Linked DNA regions of Homo sapiens: region 1 is linked to region 2. Evidence: chromatin loops called from intact Hi-C (ENCODE). Cell type or tissue: Caco-2. All regions are shown on one strand. Links, peaks and the distances in the headings refer to the core of each region. The heading gives the core; the rest is flanking DNA. Region 1 overlaps ITM2C (integral membrane protein 2C). Region 2 holds the start of C2orf72 (chromosome 2 open reading frame 72).

Evidence for each region. Peaks named below come from ENCODE experiments on the same cell type or tissue, not always from the same donor. Only the 100,000 strongest peaks of a DNase experiment are listed, where the experiment ranks them.
Region 1: it touches region 2 in a loop (8-fold over the local background); 3 of 110 quality-filtered maps call a loop at or near these places.

Annotation. Positions count from the first base shown.
Region 1 is chr2:230,868,824-230,874,190 of GRCh38, forward strand. ITM2C (integral membrane protein 2C) reads left to right here. Exons shown (of 6, transcript NM_030926.6): 2 at 4,594-4,734. Among named protein-coding and RNA genes, the nearest start is that of ITM2C, 6.6 kb to the left of the region's middle. RefSeq lists enhancers at 727-1,384, 1,385-2,042, 3,968-4,507, 4,708-5,027. In Caco-2, for the core only: no CTCF peak of the experiment used is centred there; DNase peaks (open chromatin) are centred at 1,958, 2,268 and 3,489.
Region 2 is chr2:231,032,337-231,037,703 of GRCh38, forward strand. It overlaps C2orf72 (chromosome 2 open reading frame 72), which reads left to right and starts at 5,187. Exons shown (of 3, transcript NM_001144994.2): 1 at 5,187-5,367. The coding sequence starts at 5,230. In Caco-2, for the core only: no CTCF peak of the experiment used is centred there; DNase peaks (open chromatin) are centred at 1,605, 2,155 and 5,055; H3K4me3 peaks cover 751 bases.

The sequences.
Region 1 (5,367 bases), core at 239-5,238, 160 kb before region 2:
CCGAAAGCACTTTGTGGAGCAGCGGCCCTGCTCCATCCAGGTCCTTCCCTGTGGCAGCGTGGGGACTTTCATGGCTGTCGTCCATTCCTGGGATTTGGCGCCCCGGCAGGCCCCACGGTGGCTTCTCTGCTTTCCTGCCGCTTCTCTCTCCATTCCCTCATTTCTGCTCTCTTCTCTCAGCAGTCCTTGCATGTTTCAAGACCGTCAGCAGATTGCCAGTGAGGATGAGTTTCTCTTAGTGTGGAGAAAAAATGTTTATGGTGAAATCACAGAGGCACAACCTGGCCAGCCCCTCTGTCCACCGCCCCACTCTCTCCAAGTTCCCTCTCCCCATGAGGGCTCTTCCAGCAGTGAGCTTTTGTTGTCTGGAGATGCCTTGACTATCAGGGATGGAAGAGAAGAGGGAATTCGCCTGGCCCAGCCAAGCCGAGAGCGCATCTGCACAGATGCTGCCCGTGGGGCCTGCAGTCTGGAAGGGAGGACAGGAGAGTGATGGGGACCCCTGACCCTGTTGGCAGATGGCATCTGTGCCTCTGGACCACTGGGCTCTGTGTGCTCAGGTGGACAGTGTTTGCCCACTCTCCTCTCCCCCAGCTAGGCTCTGTCTTGAACACATACAAGACACACACACTCGGTGGGTGCCCTGGCCTCTGTGGTCTGGAGCCTGGGAAAGAAAGCTGCTGAGGACCAGGAGAGATGTGGGGGAGGTGAGATGAGACTGCCTCCCCAACCCCCATCTTCCCTGTTCTCAGCCTGGGCCTCAGGAGTGCGTTTCTGGCTGCCGAACCCCTCCAGGCAGGCTGCAATCTGCAATCATCGTTAAATCGGCTTGCAGTTAATTTGGACATTGTTACTGGGGGATGGGGCCCGGGAGCGCTCCCTTCCAGCTGTGGGGGTCTGCCGAGTTAATGCTACAGTTGGCTGGTTTCCCCCTGACCATTTTGGCCCTGGCTTTGGTAAATCATTTAATGAGTGCCCCTGTGGGTCTCAGTTTAAGCCTGCAGGGAGAGGCCCAGGCCTCTCTCGGGTCCCTGGACTTCCGGCTCATGCGCCCTTCGCTCAGAGAGCTCTGTTGCCTTGGAAACAATATGCAATATTTTTCTACTATCTAAATGGGAGCCCCCCTCCTCAGATACCTCACTGTCAGTAACTGCTTCCTATGGGGAGCAACATTTTTCTGGGTCCCCAGCATGATAGGTGGTGCGGCTGGGGTCTCAGGAAGGTGGGCCATTCGGCCATCTTTCTAGTGAGCTGGGCACCAGGGATCCCAAGGGGCCAGGGCTCTGGGTTGAGCCCAGGCTCCCTGATGCCCCACTGTCCCCAGACAGGTGTAAATACCCCGAGATCACAGGCTGCTTTGAGGGCCAAAGGGACAGTGAGGGTTCCAGGGCTTTGGTGTTTGAGCCTTGGTGTTGATTGGGCACAGTAGGCAGAGGCAGCGCTGGGGCGGGATTTAGGAGTTCTGCCTCTGTGTGGGGCTTTATGGAGGAAATGCCTTCGCCTCCAAGCAGGGACATCTGCGCTTTCCTGTCTACTTTCTGGTAGCCTGTAATGCTGCCTTCTGCACTTCTGCTCATAATGGTGCCTCTGAGGGTTTGGCTCTGCAGGCTGGAGCGGAGCTGGGAGGGTGGCAGCGTGGCTGAGCCCGGGTGTGTGCTGGGGGACATCAGCAGGGCCATGAGAGAGAAGTGCCCACCCGCAGTCTAGGTAAGGTGGGGGATCCCCAGCCTTCACAGTGAGGGGTCTTGGCAGGAACCCCTGCCCTTCTCTGCCACACCTGCCACTGCTGCTCTTCAGCTGGGGCCGTGGAAGCCTCACCTTCTCCCTGCTCTGTCTTCTCTAACCTCCCTCGGTGGGGCCTCCGAGCCCAGCCCCTCCCCCAGGACAGGGAGACACGGGACCCAGCTCAAGTTCTGCAGACCAGCATTAAGGCGGAAAGGCGGAAAGGCGAGGCTGCCCTTTGCCATAAAGCTAGCAGGCCTCACCTTGTCGGTGAATTTGATTTGTGGAGCAGGCCCTCGGGCTCTCCCACGTAGCGCTTTGACTTTTTTTTTTTTCCCTTTTCTGTCTTTCTGGTTGTTAGCAATCTCACAAGCTAGTTTCCCTGGTTTTCCAGAATGCAGAAGCAAAAGTCTGGCCACAATGCAGCCTCAACAGCTGTCCACAGAGTCAGCCCTAAAAAGGAAAGGCTCGGCTGATAAAGATCTGCTATTTTTATCTAGCACTTGATCCTTTACAAAGGGCTTTTAGGTTCTTTGTCTCGTTTAATCCCAGCAAAACCCCTGTCACGCAGAGTCTGTCCACATTTTGCATGGGAGACCCGAGAAGGGGGAGGTTGCAGGGCCCCGCTGGGCCTGTAGCCCCACTTGACCCCTAAATACAATCTGAGCCCTGGTGTTTGTTGTGTCCCGAGGGCAGATTTCCCAGCTGCTGTAGGCAGCCTGGCCTGTGTCAGGGTCAGCCACCTTTCCTTAAGACCTGCTCAGGAGCGCCAGAGGGGCAGGAGGGCATCCCTGGTGCCTGGTTTGCAAGAGCTCCTGGGTGGTTCGATCCCTGGGAGATGCCAACGGAAGGTGTCACCCCCGTCTCTTGCTGCTCCCGGGAGTCCATTGGAAAACCAAAGCCATTTAGTCCCAACCCCCTGTGGCCAGCAGCTGTTCCTGAGGGCCCTGTGCACTGTGGCCATGCCCGTCACTTGCTGGTGACCTTGGTTAGTGCCCCTGGCTGCTGAGGAGATGACAGTGGGCAGGTGGTCCATATGATCACGGGACCCCTAAAGCAGGGCAAGGTGGGGAGAGGCCCCGGCCTCCTCATGGGCCAGGCAGTGCGGGCAGTGGTTTGACCTCCCACACCCACCCAGCAGGCTCCCTTGCGGGCAGACTTGAGTGTGAGGGTGCAGGACAGGCAGGGGCACCCCATGGTGAGGATGCTGGGGGCCTGCTGACCTGCTCACGCATGTCCGCAGTGAAGGGGGGGTCCTCCAGACATTTTCTGTCCTTTTCCTAAGCAGGGCGGGTCAGACCCTCAGCTCCCCAGGGCCCAGGCCCCACACTCCCCTGTGCTCTAAAAGGGTGGGAGGTGAAACCTGAGGAGCGAAGCAGGCGCCCCCAGGGCAGGACCCCTGTGCTGTGCTGAGAGATAGGGCCTGTCCTGAGTCACTTAGGCCTGAACCACCCCCCTCCAGGGGGAAGGGAGAAAGGAAATCTGTTCCCATCCCAGAACGCCTGGCCGGAAAGGGCCTGAGAGGTCACTTGGTCTGACCTGCTCATTTTGCAGATGGGGAAGCCGAGGCCCAGAAAGTGCTAAGCAGGCAGGTAGTGGCAGAGCCAGAATGAGAAGCTTCAGGCTCTGGGGCTGGATCCCCTCCTCTCCCCAATACTGCGGCAGTCCGCAGGGACTGACCTCTAACCTCACTCTTGGCCGTATGTGGACACCACGGAGGAAGGATTAAATGGTGAACATTGGAGGCAGAGACTGGCCCCGGGGCTTTTGCATTATCTCCAAGGGTGAGCAAGGGCCCGGGGGAAGGCATAGGAGGTAGGGAGGAGAAGAGACAGGAAATTGACCAAGCTCACCTGGCTGGCTCTCGTCAGTGCTCTGGGTAAAGCAGTTTTGTTGAATTTTATACTCACACACCTACGTCCACCACCCCACACATGTGTGGCCTGGAGATGGGTTAGGTTGGCTTCTTGGCAGCCCTGCAGCTATGATCTTGAGCCCAATTCTGGCTCCCAGAGCAGATTTTTCCAGGATCCTTCTAGCCTGGCCTTCCGGACAGCCACATTTCTCTCCTGGCAGGAGCTCCCTGGTGGATGGAAGCTTCCGGGCTTCATCCTGTAGCTGTTACACCACTTGTAACAGCCTGCTTGACTGCCGGTCGGTGCCTGTGGGGGGCCAGTGTGGATCACAGGCCTAGAGCTCCCTGGCTGGGGACAAGCACCCATGCCCAGACCCCATGGGGCTCCTGGAGCCCCTGCCCCCATCAGTCACAGCCTCCTTGGTGGAGTTGAGCAGCCTTTACACAGCCTGCCCACCTCCTATTGTCCTCATTTTAGTCTACCCTCTGCACCTTGGTTTTAGAGTGGATCTTGTCACTCCCCAGCTCAAAAGCCTTCCCGGGCTCCCCATCGTCCAGAGCAGCAGCTCCCAGCCTGCCTGGTGTGTCTCAATTCCTACAGAGATTTCTAAGTCCCTAAAGTCACCGAGGCCAGGTCGGCACATCCCCTATCTTCTGTTTGAAAGAATATACCACGGTCACGGCTGGTATAAGCAAGAGGCCTAAGAGCTCAGATAACTCAAAATGCACCTGCTGAACCCACTGCATCTCTTTCGGTGGCTTCCAGGTGTGTCTTGGTTTCTCTTTCGAGGTGTGTCTCCTTTTCTCTTTCGAGGTTTGTCTCGGTTTCTCTTTAGCCAGGACGAGTCCGGGTGACCCTGGTGGGCCTTCCTTTCCCTTCTAGGTGTCATCTCCTTCCCTCCCTTTCCCCCAAGACTCCCTCCGGGCCCAGCCAGCAGGTGAAGCCTGACTTAGGGAAGGGGGGATTTCCAGGGGAGGGGCCCTGGCCCCCACTGACCCAGCATTGCTATCCACAGGAGGAGCAGCCCCCACAACATCGATCCAAGAGGGGGGGCTCAGTGGGCGGCGTGTGCTACCTGTCGATGGGCATGGTCGTGCTGCTCATGGGCCTCGTGTTCGCCTCTGTCTACATCTACAGATACTTCTTCCTTGCGCAGGTGAGGGGCCGGGCCAGGTAGGGGCAAGGCCTCGAGAAAGGGTCATGTCTAGAGAGGCATGGAGGGAAGTGTCTGCAAGGGGGCAGCAGGAAGCCCCAGACATGCCCTCAGGTGGGAGCGAGTGCCCGGCCAGCCCACAAGACTGGGGTGCCCCCTCCTCCTTGGGGCCTCCTTGGATGCAGGCCAGTCCCACATTTAGCCCCTTGTCCTGGGGAGCCAAGCATGAATCCGGGTGACAGCACTGGGCCCGCCCCACAGGGTCACCCTGGGGAATTCTCACCAGAAACTCAGATCTGGCAGAAACTGGAACTGTGATCCCCCTCCACAGCTCAGACCCTGCACCTGCAGGTCACGCTTTAAGGCTGACCTAACTGTGCTTGTGCATGGACATTTGGGTTACCAAACAAGAGAGGGAGAGGGGTGGGTACAGAGAGTCTCCACCACCTCCTTCCAGAAGCAGGAGTGTGTCCTTGCTGCCAACTATCATCCCCCTCCCCGGGGGACCTGGGCACAAAGCTGGGCCAACCCAGACCTGGGAGGGAGGGAGTGTCGCTGTGTGCTTGGAAATGAAAGTAGGTAAATTAAAAGGATAAACCTACGTACAACTCACAGAGAACCTCAGGGTGACAAAGA
Region 2 (5,367 bases), core at 214-5,213:
GGGGACCGAGGAGCTGCAGAAAGTGAACAGAATGAGACATACAGGTACAGGGGCAGGGCGTCTGTGGTGGGCACCGGCCCTCATGCCCACCCCACAGATACAGCTCACATTGTATTTGATAGTCTATAAAAGGGCACCTGCTCTGAGACTTGGGGGAGGAATAAGGTTGCCTCCAGTAATAACTGCTCTTTGCTCCACTTTAACCTCAATGGGCCTGACAGTTGAGGTGCCAGCTTGGGTGCAGTTGGTGCAGCCCTGTCCTGGGGGAGGGAAAGGCCAACCAGGGTCCCATTCAACTCTTAGAGACCATGGTTTCTTCCTGGCCAATTTTGGCTGGTGCCATTCTCCCAGGAGGGGACCTTGGGAGACTTACACTGAAGCTCTAACTTGATCTGGCCCAGTAGATTTGAAAGGAGGCCCAAATTGAGTGGCTTCGAAGTCACCATATGTCCTTGCTGCACAAATGAGCTGCTGTTCTCCTCCTCACCCCTACTGGGGCCTCAGATGCTCACAGATCCCCACGAAGTCACCTTGCAGCTGTGGCCACCAAGGTGACAGGTGTAGACACTCTCCCCACAGTTATGTGCCAGGTGTTGGCTGACGGAGGACTGCCCCCACTGTGATGCCCTCAGCCAGTACAGGTGTGTCCTGGGGGCCTGCCTGCCCCTCCTCCTGGCACCACTGACTAGTCCAGGGCTCAGCAGGAGCATGATAGGCACTGAAGCCTGGTCTCTGCCCGTCAGCATTTCCTGCAGGCTTCTTCAATCCCATTTATTCCTAGTGTTCCATTATTGGAACGCTAAGCATGTGGGAGTTATTTATTTCCTGCTGCTCAAGGTCATTGCCAAGGTCTGATTTTTCACACATGTCTGCAATTCAAAAAATTGCAACCTCCTGCATAAGTGGGTTAACAAACCTTCACCAGACCCCTAAAGTTCAGGCGAAATTGAGATATTTGACCCCCATAAGAACACCAGCTGGCACAGAGATCTGCATTCCTGGTGCCCTCATGGGAACCAGCCTGGGCCTGGCAGAGGAGGAAACGAAGTCCCAGCACACCAGCGAGCAGGCCTGCTCCACCTCAGGGGCACCCAGCACTTGTTAGACCCAGTTTCAAGTTTCCAGCCCCTCTTCCCACCTCAGCCTCTTTCCTCCGTGGGTCCTGGGGGCTCCTCCAATTTCCTTTCCCTCTGAGGTCTTCCTCATGTTAAAGATCTTCCTCCCTCCACCCAGCTCCCCAGGAAGCCAGAAAGTCTCCCCAGGTCCAGCCTTCCTTTTAGCCCCCAAATCAAACATCTTAGGGAAAAAGCGGAAAAGTACAGGGAGAGAAGAGAGGAAGGAAAGGAAAGAAGAGAGAAAGGGGGAGGTGGGGAGAGGGGAAGCGGGGAAAGGAAGAAAGAAGGAGAGGAGAATAGGGTGACAGAGTGTGAGTAAAGAGGGAAAAGGAGCTGGCAAGCAACTAGAGGGAGATTACTCCTTGTTTTCCAAACCAACACTTTCTGGTCACTTTTTTTTTTTTTTTTTTTTTTTTGAGACAAGTCCTTGATCTCTCACCCAGGCTGGAGTGCAGTGGCACAATCACGGCTCACTGCAGCCTCGACCTCTCGGGCTCAAGCCATCCACCCACCCCAACCTCCCAAGGAGTAACTGTGACTAGATACACACTGCCATACCCAACTAGCTGTTTGATTTTTGTTTGTTTGTTTATTTAGGGATGGGGTCTCGCTATGATGCCCAGGCTGGTCTAAAACTCCTGGGCTCAAGAAATCCTTCCACCTCAGTTTCCCAAAGTACCGGGATTACAGGTGTGAGCCACCACACCAGTCTCTTATCACTTGATTCCCACCAAATTCTGTTTAAATGAACATGAAGAGGTAAAGTATTTCAAAAATCCCAGTTTACTTTATATCTTCATTGAACACCAGAGAAAGAAGAAGTCCATTAATTTTATGATGTTTTTCTAAGGTGCGGTGGGAGAGGAGGAAGAAATATTCTTGGCATCTTGCCTTTTTTTAAAAAAAAAAAAAAGATCTTTGCAGTTTCCTGTTAATTTAATACCAGAACCTTTGCTGTGTAAATAACACAGATAAAGATAAACTTTACTGGCCCTGGACTCCAACCTTCGTTTAACATTCCACCCCCCTCTGATCCATCCCGCATCCCGCCTATGGAAATTTGTAATTAGTTGTGGAGATTTAGAGGCTGAGAATATATAGTTCAGGAGGCAGAGCATGTTGGTTTTAGACAAGCCTTGTAAGAATGTGCTAAAAATCCCAGTATACCTGACAGTGCTTCTCTAGAACTTGTCTTTCTCTCTTCCTCAGAGGTGACCTGGATGGGGTTAATTCCCTTTCTGGTCAACTTGTAGGTTTCACCCTGGCTCTGCCACCCACCCTCCCAGTTTATTATACCCACTTAGGCTGTGCTTTGCTGGCATGGCCTTGCACTGTTATTTAGACAAGTGATTTAATCCCTCTTACTTGCTATTATTGAGCACTCTTAGTTCCTCTTTTTTTTTTTTTTTTTTTAAGATAGTCTCACTCTGTCACCCAGGCTGGAGTACACTGGTATAATCTTGGCTCACCGCAACCTCCGTCTCCTGGGTTCAAGCGAGTCTCCTGCCTCAGCCTCCCAAGTAGCTGGGATTACAGGCACACACCACCATGCCCAGCTAATTTTTGTATTTTTATTGGAGACGGGGTTTCACCATTTTGGCCAGGCTGGTCTTGAACTCCTGACTTCAGATGATCTGCCAGCCTCAGTCTACAAAGTGCTGGGGTAACAGGAGTGAGCCACCATGCCCAGCCAGATTTAGTTCCCTTTTTGATAGGGCACTTCCTCCAATAGTGTTTTCAAAGAGGGGCTATATGTGATACGCCTTCTGATTCTTTATATACCTGATAATTTAGCTAGAAATCCAAATCTAGGGTCAAAGTTATTTTTCTTTGATACTTTAAAACAATTTTTCCATTTTTTCTTAAACCCAATGTTGTTGCTAAGAAATCTGAAGTCAACCAGATTTTTGTTCCTTCCTCAGTCCTTCTACTACCCAGCTTCTGGGAATACAGGTGTGATGGCCCAAGCTTTAGCAGCCAATTTGGATTATGAAGATGTCAGAGGGCAATAGTGACTTGGTATGAAATCTGAGTCTTCAAACACCTAGTAAAGCAGAACTATTATACTATTTCAGCCATAAACTGTCCATCCCCAAACGTCTACAAAAGAGAAAAAGAAATTTTCATTGTTATTAGTGTTGTCTGTGTTATTAAGAAATGAATCTTAATTCATATATCCATTAAACCTGCTTTGTTTTATACTTTCCAGAAGCCTAACTGTTTTTTATTTTTTATTTTATTTTATTCATTTATTTATTTTTTGAGACAGAGTTTCGCTCTTGATGCCCAGGCTGGAGTGCAATGGCACGATCTCAGCTCACCAAAACCTCCACCTCCTGGGTTCAAGCCATTCTCCTGCCTTAGCCTCCCAAGTAGCTGGGACTACAGGCATGCACCACCATGCCTGGCTAATTTTGTATTTTTAGTAGAGACTGGGTTTCTCCATGTTGGTCAGGCTGGCCTCCAATCCCCGACCTCAGGTGATCCACCTGCCTTGGCCTCCCAAAGTGCTGGGATTACAGACACAAGCCACAGCGCCCGGCCCCAGAAGTCTAATTATTTTTCCCAGTGAATTCATGTTTCCCTAGATATCAGCTACTTTGGTTGGCGATAGGTACACCTGGAAGAGACTAAAACCTAGGCTCTTCCTATATATCCCACCTGGGAGCTTAAGGAATGGGGGTGTGATGGGACTTGCCTCTGGCATCAAATGTGAATGTAGCCACTCCCCATGTGCCACCCTCACACACACCAGACACCCCACTCAGGGAGCTTCTGGGCACTCTCCCCTGGCCAATCCTCTTTCATGAGGCAGGTCTCGTGGTTGGAATTCCTGACCCATGAAGTGGGAAGAAGAGGCTGCCGGGTCTGGTTTTTCTGTGCTGCTAGCCCCAGCCTGATATGCCATCCCTGGCTAGCACAGCTGTTTTCTGCCTCCCAGCAGTGCTGGGGAGATGGGGTTGAGAAATGGTCTACTCAGGCCAATGCAAGCAAAGAAAAGAGCACAAGTGTATAGCGTTCACTCAGCCTATCCCCCTTCTATGGCACTGAGGGGAGGAGGCGACAGGCCTTCCCTGGTTTTACATTGGTTTCTCAGAGTCCTTACCAACTCCCCTCTTGCTTCTGCGGCGTCTTTAGGGTACTATTCAGAGAAAGGTGCCAGCCCTTTAAGTACATTATCATCTTGTCACTTTCTGCTTTAATTTTACATTTCATTACAAATTACGTGAAATGTAATACTCAGTTCTTCAGTTGCACTCGCCAGATTTCAGGTACTCAATAATAGTCACATATGGTGCAGACAATAAAAAAGTTTTCCATCATCACAGAATGTTCTATTGGACAAGGCTGACCTAGATCCTTAGAAGGAAGGGAAATGCATTCCTGCTTCTGACCTGGCTGGCCCCTTGCTCCCCACGCAGATCAGAGCACCATCCGTGTCCTGCATCTGGCCCCCTAGACTTTCTGCTTTACGGAAACAGTCTGGGTTTCAACCCCAGCGCCTGGGGTGGTACAATAAGTATTTGTGGAAATAATGGACCCTCGGTCAGTTTTTGCTAAATGTTGAAGCCCAAAAGGAAAGCTGGGTGGCAGAAATAACCCCTGCGTGTTCTCTTTTATCTCACCTTCCTACCCACTTCTGCGCCCTCCGCCCCCTACCCCCCTACCTCCCACCCCACCTCGGCAAGACCCCAAACTGTGCAGGACTCTGCTCCAGGTCTCCAAACGATCTTATCTAGTGAGGGGATAATTGTCTGTCTTCCCAACCTCGGCTGCCCAGCGCCTGCACATAGTAGGTGCGCAGTAAGTATGTGTGGGATGGACGAACAAATGAATGAATGAATGACTCTCTGTTTCCCCGCGTCTGCGCAGGGACTTCGGGAGGAGCCACCCTTGGAGGGCTGAGGAGAAAGCCCTCTTCCTCCCACCCGGGCCCGCGATGCGGGCTGCGCCCAGGGGCGCGTGCACACAGAGGCCCCGCCCGGGGGCCCGGGGGTCCGGCTGGGCTCGGCCCTCGGGGGCGTGTCCTCTGTGCCGGGGCGCCACCGCCCCGAGAGGCGGGCAGCGGGTGCGCCCGGGCCGCGGCGGCCGCAGAGGGCGGGCGGCGGCCAGCATGGAGCGCGAGCTGGAGGCGCTGGCGGCCCGGCTTGCGCGCCCTGCCGAGCCGCCCTTCCAGGCGTTGGTGGAAGCGGCGGGGGGCCGCGGGCAGGTGCTGCTGGTGGGCGAGCTGTGGGAGCGCGAACAGAGCCGC